2 separate regions of the Homo sapiens genome follow, and region 2 is linked to region 1. Evidence: chromatin loops called from intact Hi-C (ENCODE). Cell type or tissue: IMR-90. All regions are shown on one strand. Each heading gives the region's core, and the rest is flanking DNA. Links, peaks and the distances in the headings are about the cores only.

Region 1 (7,981 bases), core at 2,372-4,871:
TTTTTCCTTTTTATACATATGAAAAAAAAAAAAAACCACCTTCCCTACCTTGGACAAACCCACCATATGGTCACTTAAGTTCTGTTTAGTTTGAGGATTTAAGGTTTTTTGTTAAAGATTATATGTTAGAGATATTGGGAATTTGTTTCTTTCAACAAACAAAAGAAAACAGTATAAAACATCTGGGGCAGGGAAAGCCAGAAAGCAGAGAGAGTCAGAGACTAGCCTTAGGGCATGGAGTATGGGAACGATGCATAAAAGCTAAGTGGTCAGAGCAAAAGTGGGGAACGCTGACTAAGAGGCCAGGATCATCCCAGATTGGAAAACACAGCCAGTAGTTTTCTTTATGAGGGATGTGCTCAGAACAACTAGTCGCTAAAAAAAAAATAGAGAAATGTTATGCAAGTAATTAGCAACCTTAGATAATTAGTAGTTAGGTTAAAAACCTGATGTGTTGAACCAGAAAATATTGATTCAGATCCCTGTTCTACCATAAGCAGTGTGAACCTTAACCTCTCCATGCCTCAGTTTTCCTCATCTAGAAACAGGGATGATATTAATAGTGTCTGTCATAGGATTGTGGTGAGGAGTAAATTTGCATATGCTTAGCATATACTAAGTGCTGTTTACATGTTTGCTATCATTGTAATTATTTGACCCAAAAGATATGCAGGCACTGGGGAAAAGAAAAATGGCTGAGGCAGATGAGGATATGTCAAAAAAGGGAACTAAACAGAAGCAGGTTTTTAGAACAGTGGAGTTTGTTAACTGTTAAGTAGTGTTAAAAGCACAAAACTGAAATTCTGAGTTTTTTGCTGCTTTCTTACTTGGGAATGATATTGCAGAGATTATTAAATTAAAGGTATATGAGTTGTAGGATCCCTAAACAAAATCTTAGTCCAGGAAGCTTATGTGAGCAGACTCTGTGCCACATTTTAGATCACATCAAATGACACACTAACAATGACATAATGACATATGAAGCAACTCAGTTGCCAAGTGGCTAAGAATATGGAGCCTAAAATCACTGTCTAATTTGTATCCTGGTTCTGCCTCATCAACAAGGTAAAACTTCCTTTAGAAACAGGTGGGACTTGACAGGGATGTAGGAAACCGAAAAGAACATGCTCCTGCCCTTACTAAAATAAAACCAAAAAACATCGGATAATGTGAAAATTCATTATTTTTCTTGAACTTATCAGAAGGCTAAAACTTCAGGGCAACCAACAAACTGAAAATGTACAGAAAGACAGGTGCTTTCAAGAAGATTCAGGACACCAGCACTTGCTTACCTAAGAGACACACAGCCAGACACTGGGAAGAATTCAACAAAAATTTTACCAAACTAATAAAGGCCAAGCGTGGGCTCATGAAAGAATGTACACTCCCTGGGAAGTTAAAGATACAAGGGTATTTTGCACACACTTATAGGCTCTTTCCCACAGACCTCTCTCTCTCTCACAGACACACACACACACACACACACACAAACTGGAGAAAGTCTAGAGAAACAGTTCCTCTTGGTGCACACTTGCAAAAGGGAACAGCAGTCACCCAGATTATTTTCCCGTCAGAACCAAAGTTTTAAATTGCTAGAGAAAGTGCAATAAACACTGTCACCCTTAGGGCCCTGGTATAAACCTATTTTAATGAGTGAACACACACACACATAGCCTTCACCTATGCAGAAGGGACAGGAATATATATGCTGGGCCCAGGTCTACAGCTGGGAATGGGGCAGCAGCTCTAAGAAGACCAACCCTTGTACCCATGGACACAGCAGCTGCCTAAGACTGAGGCTTAACTGCAGCAGATAATGCCACTTTCACCCACCCCACCCCTCAATCAGGCCAACAAGCATTAAATAGCAATTAACCCTGATACCCGGCTGGAAGAGAGGCAGGAATATGAAGAGGGGACCTCTCTGACACAGAACAAAGGGGACACCTAAAGCTACGAATTGAGCAAATATTGAGAAAAACCTCCAGAAAATGAACTCCCACCCTAAATATAAAGTAATCCCAGAGAAATCTGTAGTCTGTAGTACACTGAGAGTAATTACAGCAACAACAAATCCCTACTCTAAAGGGGAAGAAAATGTGTACGTGTACTCATTTTCAAGCACAAAAACTATTTACCTCAGTTTCTACTATCCTACACAAGATGTCTGATTTTCAACCAAAAAAATTATAAGGATTACAGAAAAGTAAGAATAAAAAAAGCACCATGTCAGAGACAAATTAACAGAATCAGACACAGATATGAAGAGAAATTAGAACTATCAGATAAGGAATTTAAAATAACTATAATTCATATGTTAAAGGCTCTAATAGAAAAGGCAGATAACATGCAAAATCAGGTAGGCAATTTCAACAGAGAAGCAGAAACTATCAGAACAAATCTAATAGAAATGAAGGATAATAGAGATGAAGAATGCCAGTTTCATCAGTAGACTTAACACAAGGGGAAAAATTAATTTGTTGGAAGCTGAGTCAATTGAAATTACTCAACTGAAATATAGAAAAAAATAAAAGGTGGGAAAAAATCAGATAATTCAATACTGTAGGACAATATATAAAAGTCTAACGTAAGTATAATTGGAATATCAAAAGGAGAAGAGAGAGAGAACAAAGCAAAAGAAATATTTGAAGAAATCACAGTGGAGAATTTTCCAAAGTAAAGACAGACACCAAACCACAGATCCAAAAATCACAGGTAATACCAAGCAGGACTTCTAAAAATTATTATTTTTTATTATTTTATTTATTTTTTGAAACAGGGTCTCACTCTGTCACCCGAACTGAAGTGCAGTGGCATGATCATGGCTCACTGTCACTTCAAACTGCTGGGCTCAAGCACATCAGTTAACTGGAGACAATAACATTGTTTGTTCTGCAGATCAGATTTTTAAATTTTACATAAAACGCAACAGTGCCTGAAACACAGTAAATACTTAGTAACTGTTATTATGCAAGAGTACAGCTTTGCTACTCAGGCAGTGTCAGCAGAGTTTAATCCCGAAGGTTCGGCACAATCGGGAACAGATATCTACTGGTAAATCAAGACCACTGTCTGGGAGCCCTTGCTTGCCTGGCCATAACAGCAATAAGACTACCGGCAGGCACAACTAAGATACTTTTCTGGGGGTTCTTAGAAATACTTTGGTAAAAGAACTCTGCAACTTGCTGAATTTTCTCCATGGGTGGGAGCTTGCAATTAGTAAGAAAGTGGAATTAATGTGACTATGATTCCAAACACAACATGGGGTTCACTGGGGAACTAAATGCCTATACTAAGCACTGTGTTATACTCTTTACAGATTTTATTTTATATCTTTCCAGATGCAATTCTTTAGTAAAGTAGGTATTATTTCCACTTTATAAATAAGAATCTGACTGGTTAAGTGACTTCCCCAATGACAACAGCTAATAAGTAGTAGTGCCAAGTTTTGGACCCAGATTTGCCTAAATCCAAAGCTCAAATTCTCTCCCAGACATAGCTCTGTATCCCTGTTATTTGCTGTTATAAGTGCTAAAATTCACTTAATTCCTGGAATTACCTTAAGCTATGTAGGATCACTACTTCACTTGACTTAAGTGATATGATCATCTTCATACCCACCTGCTTAAAAAAAACTTCTAAGTAACAGAGAAGGTCTTATTCGCCACTCCAACATTTACTGAGGTCCTATTATCCCCTAGTCACTGTATTAGGAACTTTATACAGGCTAATTATCTCATTTAGCCTAGCCAAATACCTTTCAAAGAAGGAAGCAGTAAATACATCCTACAAGTTAAAAAATTAAGGAGTATGGCAGACACTCTTAGTGCCCTTCGAATATCCCCTCAGCTCTTACATTCTTGCAGACTGACTTGGATTGCTTTCAGCTATAAGAACCTGTGACTCTGCCAGGGAGCAGCCTCAGTCATTGAGTAATAAACATGATGTAATGAATACTCATTGAGTAATGAACATGATGAACAAACACCTTATCTCCCCTGCCCCTGGAAGTGGGAGATGTAGGCTAAGTATAACACTAAAGGGTGATCGGCCGGGTGCAGTGGTTCATGCCTGTAATCCCAGAACTTTGGGAGGCCAAGGTGGGCAGATCACAAGGTCGGGAGTTTGAGAGCAGCCTGACTAACATAGTGAAATTCTGTCTCTACTAAAAATACAAAAATTAGCCAGGCATGGTGGCATGCACCTGTAATCCCAGCTACTTGGGAGGCTGAGGCAGGAAAATCACTTGACCCTGGGAAGCGAGGTTGCAGTGAGCCAAGATCATGCCACTGCACTCCAGCCTGGGTGGCATAGCGAGACTCCATCTCAAAAAAAAAATAAGAAGAAGAAGAAGAAGAGTGATCTACACTGTCTCCATAGTTCCCCATCGCAGTGGTAACCTGATTGCTAATGCATTCTGGATAGGCTTCCTTGCCTTCCCTGTCTCATTTCCCCATTCCTTTGTGAACAATTTCTAGGATCACCTCAGAATAAGTTACCTCCACTAAAATCTTTGTCACAGGGTCAGCTTCTGGAGGAACTCAAACTAAGTCAAATCACAGTAAATGCTGAGCAAATTTTAAACTGGAAAACAATTTTCAACTGGCTCCATATTATAATCACCTGAAAAACTTTCAAAAGTATTGATGTCCGGACCCCATCCACAAAGATTTTTACTAAGTGTTGTTCGGTGGGATCAGATATCCATATATTTAGAAAGCACCCTAGCTATTCTACTGTGTAGCCAGGGTTGAGAACCTCTGCTACAAAGTGGTTTTCCACTGCAATAATGTGATAATAAATGGTTCACTCTTCCAGTATCTTAATGGTAGGAACTTTGTCTTATTCATCCTTTTTATCTGAAGCTTCTAGATTTCCACATATATGTGCTCTCTTTATATATGGTACATAAATGTATTCTTTAAATATCTGCTGAATAAAAGTAATCCATTCAAGTACTGCTACTCTGGGGAACACCACTTATGGTGGTTTTAAAAGTATATCCATGGCTGGGAGCGGTGGCTCATGCTTGTAATCCCAGCACTTTGGGAGGCCAAGGCGGGTGGATCATGAGGTCTGGAGTTCGAGACCAGCCTGGACAACACAGTGAAACCCCATCTCTACTAAAAATACAAAAATTAGCTGGGCGTGGTAGCAGGCACCTGTAATTCCAGCTACTCGGGAGGCTGAGGCAGGAGAATCCCTTAAACCTGGGAGGTGGAAGTTGCAGTGAGCCAAGATCACGCCCTGCACTCCAGCCCTGGCGACAGAGCTAGACTCCATCTCAAAACAAAACAAAACAAAACAAAACAAAACAAAACAAAAAAACAGTATATCCACACATTCTCTGATACTCCTCCCTTCAAAAGTGGAGCTTAACTCTCCTGCGCTTTAATATGAGCTCATTCTATTTTAATGAATAGAACATGGCAGAAGTAATGGTATGTCACTTATGAGATTAGGTTACAAAAGATTGCAGCTTCTGTCTTCAGTGCCTCCTGTGCGAGCTCTCTCCCTCTCTCAGGTCACTCACTGGAGTGGGAGTCATGTCATGGGCAGCCCAATGAACCATGTGAGTGAGCTTGGAAGTGGATCCCTCAACCCCAGCCAAATCTTGAGAGAATACTGCTCTCGCTGAAGGACTGACTGCAGCATCATGAAGGACCCTAAGTCAGAAACACCCAGGTAAACAGCCAGATTCCTGACCATCAGAAATTGTGCAAGATAATAAAAGTTTGTTGTCTTAAGCTGCTAATTTTGGAGTAATTTGCTATGCAGGAATAGATGATGAAGATACGGTTCTTCATTAGAATATCCCCAGCCAACATGCATTGGGTCATGTAAATTAGATGGCAATCTAGGTTCAATCTGAGAACAAGATGACTGACCCAACCACAATCCACAAATCTCTCCAGGAAAAAAAAAAAGGTAAGACTAAAGTGGATATTTGCTATTTGTAGAAACAACACACCAGAGAAAACTTTACATAAATGAACTTACCTGACATATTGCATTTCTCATCCTCAGGAGAGTCCATACTGCAACCTCAGCATGTTAACCCACTTCCATTTTGGCTGTAGTTCTGATTTTACCATGACAAAGAGAATTTCTGTGGCCCACTGTGCTCTTACCACAGCCCATTCGGTGAAGGAAGTTCTGTTGCTACTCTTTAGGACCACATGGTAAACAGAGTACTCGCTTATGATCTAAAGCTTAGTGAAAAGTGAAAGACTTCTTTCAAGTGAGAACGTTTTTAAAGATTTACATTGCTTGTTTTTTTTTGGTGGTAAACCTTCTTTCTACATAGAGGTAAATAGCCTAAAAAATCATCTTAGATCAGGTATACTAGAAGCAGGTCCTGCACCTGTAGTTGATTCACTAAGTAAGTGCTCCCAGGAGAAGCCAATTAGGGAGTGGGAAAAGCAGAATAGAGAAGAAGCAGCCAAGCAAGAATGGAGTTTCAGATCAAGCTCCACACTCAGCCTCATCCTGGGGGCAAAACTTGCCCTTGTGGACAAGGTGGCTCTAGAGCCAGCCCAAAGGCAATCATCTGGACTAAACTGAAGACGGAAGAAGTTACTAGCAAAGCCTGGAAAAGCTGAAGGATGGGTGGACAGAGTGATTCAAAGGGAACAGAAAGGCGCCCCGAGAGAGTTTTCTACAGAAACTAACTTCGGACACCAGCAACATCACTCTGTTTTTATAGAATTGCCAGGAATTAGCAAATAAAAAACACAGATGCCTACTTACATTTGAAGTTCAGATCAACAACGAAGAATTTTTTAGTTTAAGTATGTGCCAGGCATCCTGTATTTTTTTTTTTTCCTAAATGAGACTTCAGTAGTTAGGAAAGTCAGGTTTGTTTCTTAGGTCACCAGGTATCCCATATTAACTATGAATCAGTTTGAAAGTATACTCTTGTTATGTTTGTACAATCTCAAAAAATCAGGATTAAAACCAAAGAAAGATTCAAATATTCCACTCATTTATTCATTCACCTATCCATGCCATAAATATTTACTGAGTGCTAACTACAAGACAGTGCTGTGTGCTGGAAATATAACAGTGAGAAAAGTCAGACTCTATGTCCTAATGGAGCTAATGCTTTTCAAATATTCATAGATATTTAAATTTCCATAAGTATCTGGCATCCTGTAAACATATCCTGGATCTAAAACAAACACTCCTTATGTGACCAACATTATTTTTCTTAAAATTCTTACTTGCGTTCATTTGGAAGTAATAGGTAGAGGGGAATATCACTATTCACATATTCAACTCATTTGATTCTATGTCTCATTTGATTCTCATTCGACATGTATGACTTAATCTAATTTTACCAATTAAAGAAATAACAGAAGTTAATTTCCAGATGTGTGCTAGGCAGAACTCTCTAGGTATAACTTGTTTGTTTTTTGGAAAAGGCCCATCAGGAGCAAGACACAAGTGTATTATATTTTAATAAAACAATAAATAACTTGTTCAGAGTATGAGAGTCTTGTCAAAAACAGTCTTCTACTAAAATAGTTAACAAAATATCAGAAATGTTTTCAAAATGTTGTACTCTGTTTTTTAAATCATGAATAATCTACACCACTACCGCCACATCCCAGTGGCTTTTTAAGCTATTCTCCTGGTTTCCTTGAGTGTACTACTATTATTTTTAGTTAGAATCAATAGCACACATTCCCTCAGAGATAGTAGACTTTTGTTACATTGCCAATTCAAGTCCTCAGTTCCCTAATTTCATTCAAAAGTACAATATTGTTTAATCTGCTATTGTAGAAAGATGCTGCATCCACTATAGGCCTATGTAGCAGTAACTGGGAAAGACATTATTTTTAAGAAGCTTTGCAAACAAAGCACAAAATATAGATGAGCCTTACTGTGTTCTCTACTTTAATTAATCTGAAAATTGCTTCAATGTGACACTTAGCTTCTTTTCCAAAACTTAAAAGAAAAAGAAAAAAAAAACAGAGAA
Region 2 (4,144 bases), core at 698-3,197, 120 kb after region 1:
GCATGGGGTGCTTTGAAAGCTCCCCAGGTGGTTCTAGTATAGAGCAACGTTTGAGGAACCCTGTCCTATTCCTTAAAATTCTAAAATGATGACCTTTATTGTTCAGTCACATTGCATTTGCAGAGGGAAATTCCTTGTTATCTATTATCTCATGACAACCCAGAGAGCTAGCAGGGCAAACACTATTATTAACTTGGATTTACAAAAGAGATAACCAAGCACCCAAGAATCAGGAGAATTGCCTAATGGCATACAGTTAATGGCGGACCTTCTGCTACTAGAACAACTAGAACATAGCATTCCTGATAAACAACCTGTGTTTTCTTCAGATTGCTTTGCACTGGCTATGCAAACCAATAATGACAAAGAGAAAAAATGATAGTAGCTTTTCTGCCCCAAATTCCACTAAAAATAATATGAATGACAATGTAACAGAGAAATATATGCAACTAGTGAAACAATTAAATGTGTAATTGGTGGAGGAGCTACTTGCCTGCTGTGGGTGATACTTACAAGCACAGTAAGGTTGCTAAGGGTATGTCAGCAGGACCAGCCATTGGACATCAAGTGAGCACAGCTAGATGGATTAATGCAGTACTAGGAATACAACAAAATGTACTGGGGCAATGCCATAACAAATCCTGGGCAAGAGACCAGAGAGTCTTCCATTTGATAAAACTAAGAATTCGTTGGAACTTGTTGAGATAGCCATCCCACTTCTAAACACTGCAAAACCTACACACACAAACAAAACAAACTTAAAGTTCTGGCTTTGGAACTAAGGCAAATGGTGGGAATTAATAAACAACCAAGTAAACAGGAGGTAGAAAAGAAGAAACTGGTATTTTTTAACGCTTACTATGGACCAGCCAGTTGTATGAATTATCTGGCCTTACTCTTATTTGTAAGGTAAGCTTTATTATTCCCATTTTACAAATCAGAAGGTGAGTCACAGAGTTTGTCTGTTACACCAACTTACATTTGAATGTCAGAGGTGGGTTTAAGCCTAGGTCTGCCTGATTCCAAACCTTTCATGTCCTTTCTTCTATCCAAACTAATTCCTGTAACTAAATCAAATATTTTCAGGTAAACTACTGTTCTTCCCAAAATCTTCATCTTGTCTATGTAGCAGGGACAAAATACTATAATAATGTCATAACTTGTTGATCCTGTTATTCCACAAAACAATAAAAACACTATTTATAGATTTGGCCAAAACAAAATCAAAAACAAAAACATTTCCATTGAACTTCTAGCCTTTTGGCTTTGCAAAAGTGAAGCCCAAATCCTTTTCAACAGAGGCTGAGAAATTGCACTCTCAAGGTCAGATGTGGCCTACCAACATGTTTCACTTGAAACATACAATATCAACCCTCATAGTGTTTTTTAAATTTTGGAATTAAAAAACAGTCACCTCATAGAAATGGGAATTCCTGTTGTCTCTCCAAATAGTAGGAAGAGTTGGGAATGCCCCACTCATGCTCTCATGTGGTGTCAACAGCTAAATCTGAGTCCTAGGTTCTCTGTAGGTGAAGCATCTGTTATCCACTTACCATGGTCCCCATCTTTCCCTATTTATTATATATGTCAGATAAATGTCATCCCACTTAAGCTAAATATTTCCTAAACTTTTTCCTATCAAAGGTTGTGTTAAAAAGTACACCCAAGAAGTCCAACCATTTATTTCAAAAAAAGATTGAAGACAGCATACATTTTCTTATACCAAGCCCACATCACCCATATATATATATATATATATTTTTTTTTGGAGATGGAATCTTGCTCTGTCGCCCAGGCTGGAGTGCAGTGCCACAATCTCGGCTCACTATAAGCTCCGCCTCCCGGGTTCATGCCATTCTCCCACCTCAGCCTCCTGAGTATCTGGGACTACAGTCGCCTGCCACCATGCCTGGCTAATTTTTTTTTTTGTATTTTTAGGAGAGATGGGGTTTCACTGTGTTAGCCAGGATGTTCTCGATCTCCTGACCTCGTGATCCGCCCACCTTGGCCTCCCAAAGTGCTGGGATTACAGGCATGAGCCTCCGTGCCCAGCCCATCACCCATTTATATTTACCAGATTACAAAGATATCTGAATTTATAAATCCTGCTTTTCAGGAATGCGTGAGCTGAGAAAACCAGATGCTAAACTCTTCTATCTAATAACATAAAAGGCCTTCTTAAATAGAGGTAGAGTTTCATCTGAAAAGGAGGTTATAGGTTTACTGCAACATGGACCACAGCCTGGAGGTAAAGAGAAAGTGTTTTGTTATTCTTTTTTCTTCACAGTTAGCCCAAGAGAAAGTTGGGGTGTCAGGTCTCTGAATAAAGAAAACCTGGTCAAAGGTTCTCACTCCTGTTGTGGAGGTAAACACTGCCACTGGGTTGGAACAGAGAAGAAGGAAAACCAGTAGACATCATCCTGTAAAAGAATATGGCCTCTGAACTCTAGGAGTTATAATAGGCAAATTCATATTTAAAATTTTTTTCTGTGTTGTAATTTCCTGAATCACCTGCAGCTCTTTAGTAGAGTTTGCAAAATGTTTGCGTTTAACCATAAGTATGCTGCAGAGGGTCAGATGAGGGGCTTGTTTTCACATTTGGAGCAAAGTTGCAAGGGAGTGTGGAAGCAGCCTGGAGAAGCTGCCACAAGACTCCCAAATCCATCCCCCAAAATTAGATTTGGAAAACAGAATGTGTTCCTTGGGGATTTCCAGATACAAGAGGGATGAAAACCTGAAGACAGGTCTTCCTGTGGTTATGCTGAATGTGGCAGTGGGGAGATCTACTATTACTATTCAGATACAAAAGGGGCCTGTGGGCCCTGATACCCAGAGGACCTAGGGATACTTGGTTTACTAACAAACACAGTGGCAGTGAAACCTGATCTGTGCCATAGTTTCTCTCTCTATAGGATGCCTCCAGAGCTGTTTATATGTAAAAATAATAATAAATAAAAGAGTTATTAAAATAATGAATGATATTATATGTGTGGCATGAATGGTATATGTCTTCTTGATAGGTTTTAAGGTTTTTCCAGGCATGTAGCCAAGAAAAATCCAAAAACTGGAAGGAAAAATCAGTGTTTAATGGAATAAAAGTGTGACTAGTGTTTCAAATTACTGTTTGAACCTGTGTAGACTGTGATGCATTTATCTTTGCTCCCTATATATCTAGTACACAAATTCTTCACACATAGTAGGAGCTAAATAATTTTTCATTTTAATTGAAAAAATAAAAATTATCATGAGTATCTGAGAACTATCTTAGTTCTCAGACAGTAAGAGAATTAGTACCTGAGAACTAAGATAGTTGTTCATAAAACTATATTCAGAAAAATTCTGGCTTTCTAGAAAGACATGTCATGGGAATTCTGAGAGATGTCTGCAGTAATTCACAATTATTACTAACAGGATGTAGGTGCTGACAGCTAAGTAAGTCAAGTCAGCTTCATCAGCTAAGAAATCAGCATTGGTGCTAGACACTTCTTTATCTCATGCAATCCTCAATAACCCTACAATGTGAATATTATTCAATTTATAAATTATTACATGGTAAAGACCTTTGTGGCCCTCCTGTATTTTTGAAAATATAAATGTATTTGCAATGCCAAGAGCAAATCATAGAAAAAGGTACTAAAGGCAAGAAACAGCTATTCATGACCTATTACTAAAGAAATCAAAAGATCTGTTCCTCACATTTGCTTGCTCTTTTGGAACATTCATACTGGCCAGAGCAATAATTATTGATAAATGAGCTTCAAAATCATTCTTTGGCACAACAGATCAGTAATAACATCTGTGAAAATGTAATATCACAACATAAACACTCGAAGCCACAGAGAAGAAAATAATGCGGTTTGGTGTGGTTTCATTTAGGGGAGTGCATTACATATTTTTTGAACAAGCCATTCTCTCTATAAAACCCAGCTAGCAAATCTGCCTTGCCTATTATCATTGTGAGAATAATGTAGCAAACAGATGGAGGGTTTCATACAATTTGTTGAACTAAATTTAACAGGTTTGGCTGTGAGTGTTAACTTATTTTTATATTCTATTTGTGCTGTGTTTGTAATAGATGCACACACATGAATAAAAACAGAAAATCTGTACACCTAGTACAGCTGGTTTGATAATGTTTTTATTA

Evidence for each region. Hi-C counts contacts between places; a loop is a spot of excess contacts. Peaks named below come from ENCODE experiments on the same cell type or tissue, not always from the same donor. Only the 100,000 strongest peaks of a DNase experiment are listed, where the experiment ranks them.
Region 2: a loop joins it to region 1, with 21 times the contacts of the local background. A loop is called at or near these places in 1 of 110 quality-filtered maps.

The regions. Positions count from the first base shown.
Region 1 is chr9:82,198,957-82,206,937 of GRCh38, reverse strand. The region is part of intron 1 of LOC105376107 (a long non-coding RNA gene); the gene reads right to left. Among named protein-coding and RNA genes, the nearest start is that of SPATA31D1, 210 kb to the right of the region's middle. In IMR-90, for the core only: no CTCF peak of the experiment used is centred there; a DNase peak (open chromatin) is centred at 3,907.
Region 2 is chr9:82,081,438-82,085,581 of GRCh38, reverse strand. The region is part of intron 1 of LOC105376107 (a long non-coding RNA gene); the gene reads right to left. Among named protein-coding and RNA genes, the nearest start is that of SPATA31D1, 95 kb to the right of the region's middle. In IMR-90, for the core only: no CTCF peak of the experiment used is centred there; no DNase peak of the experiment used is centred there.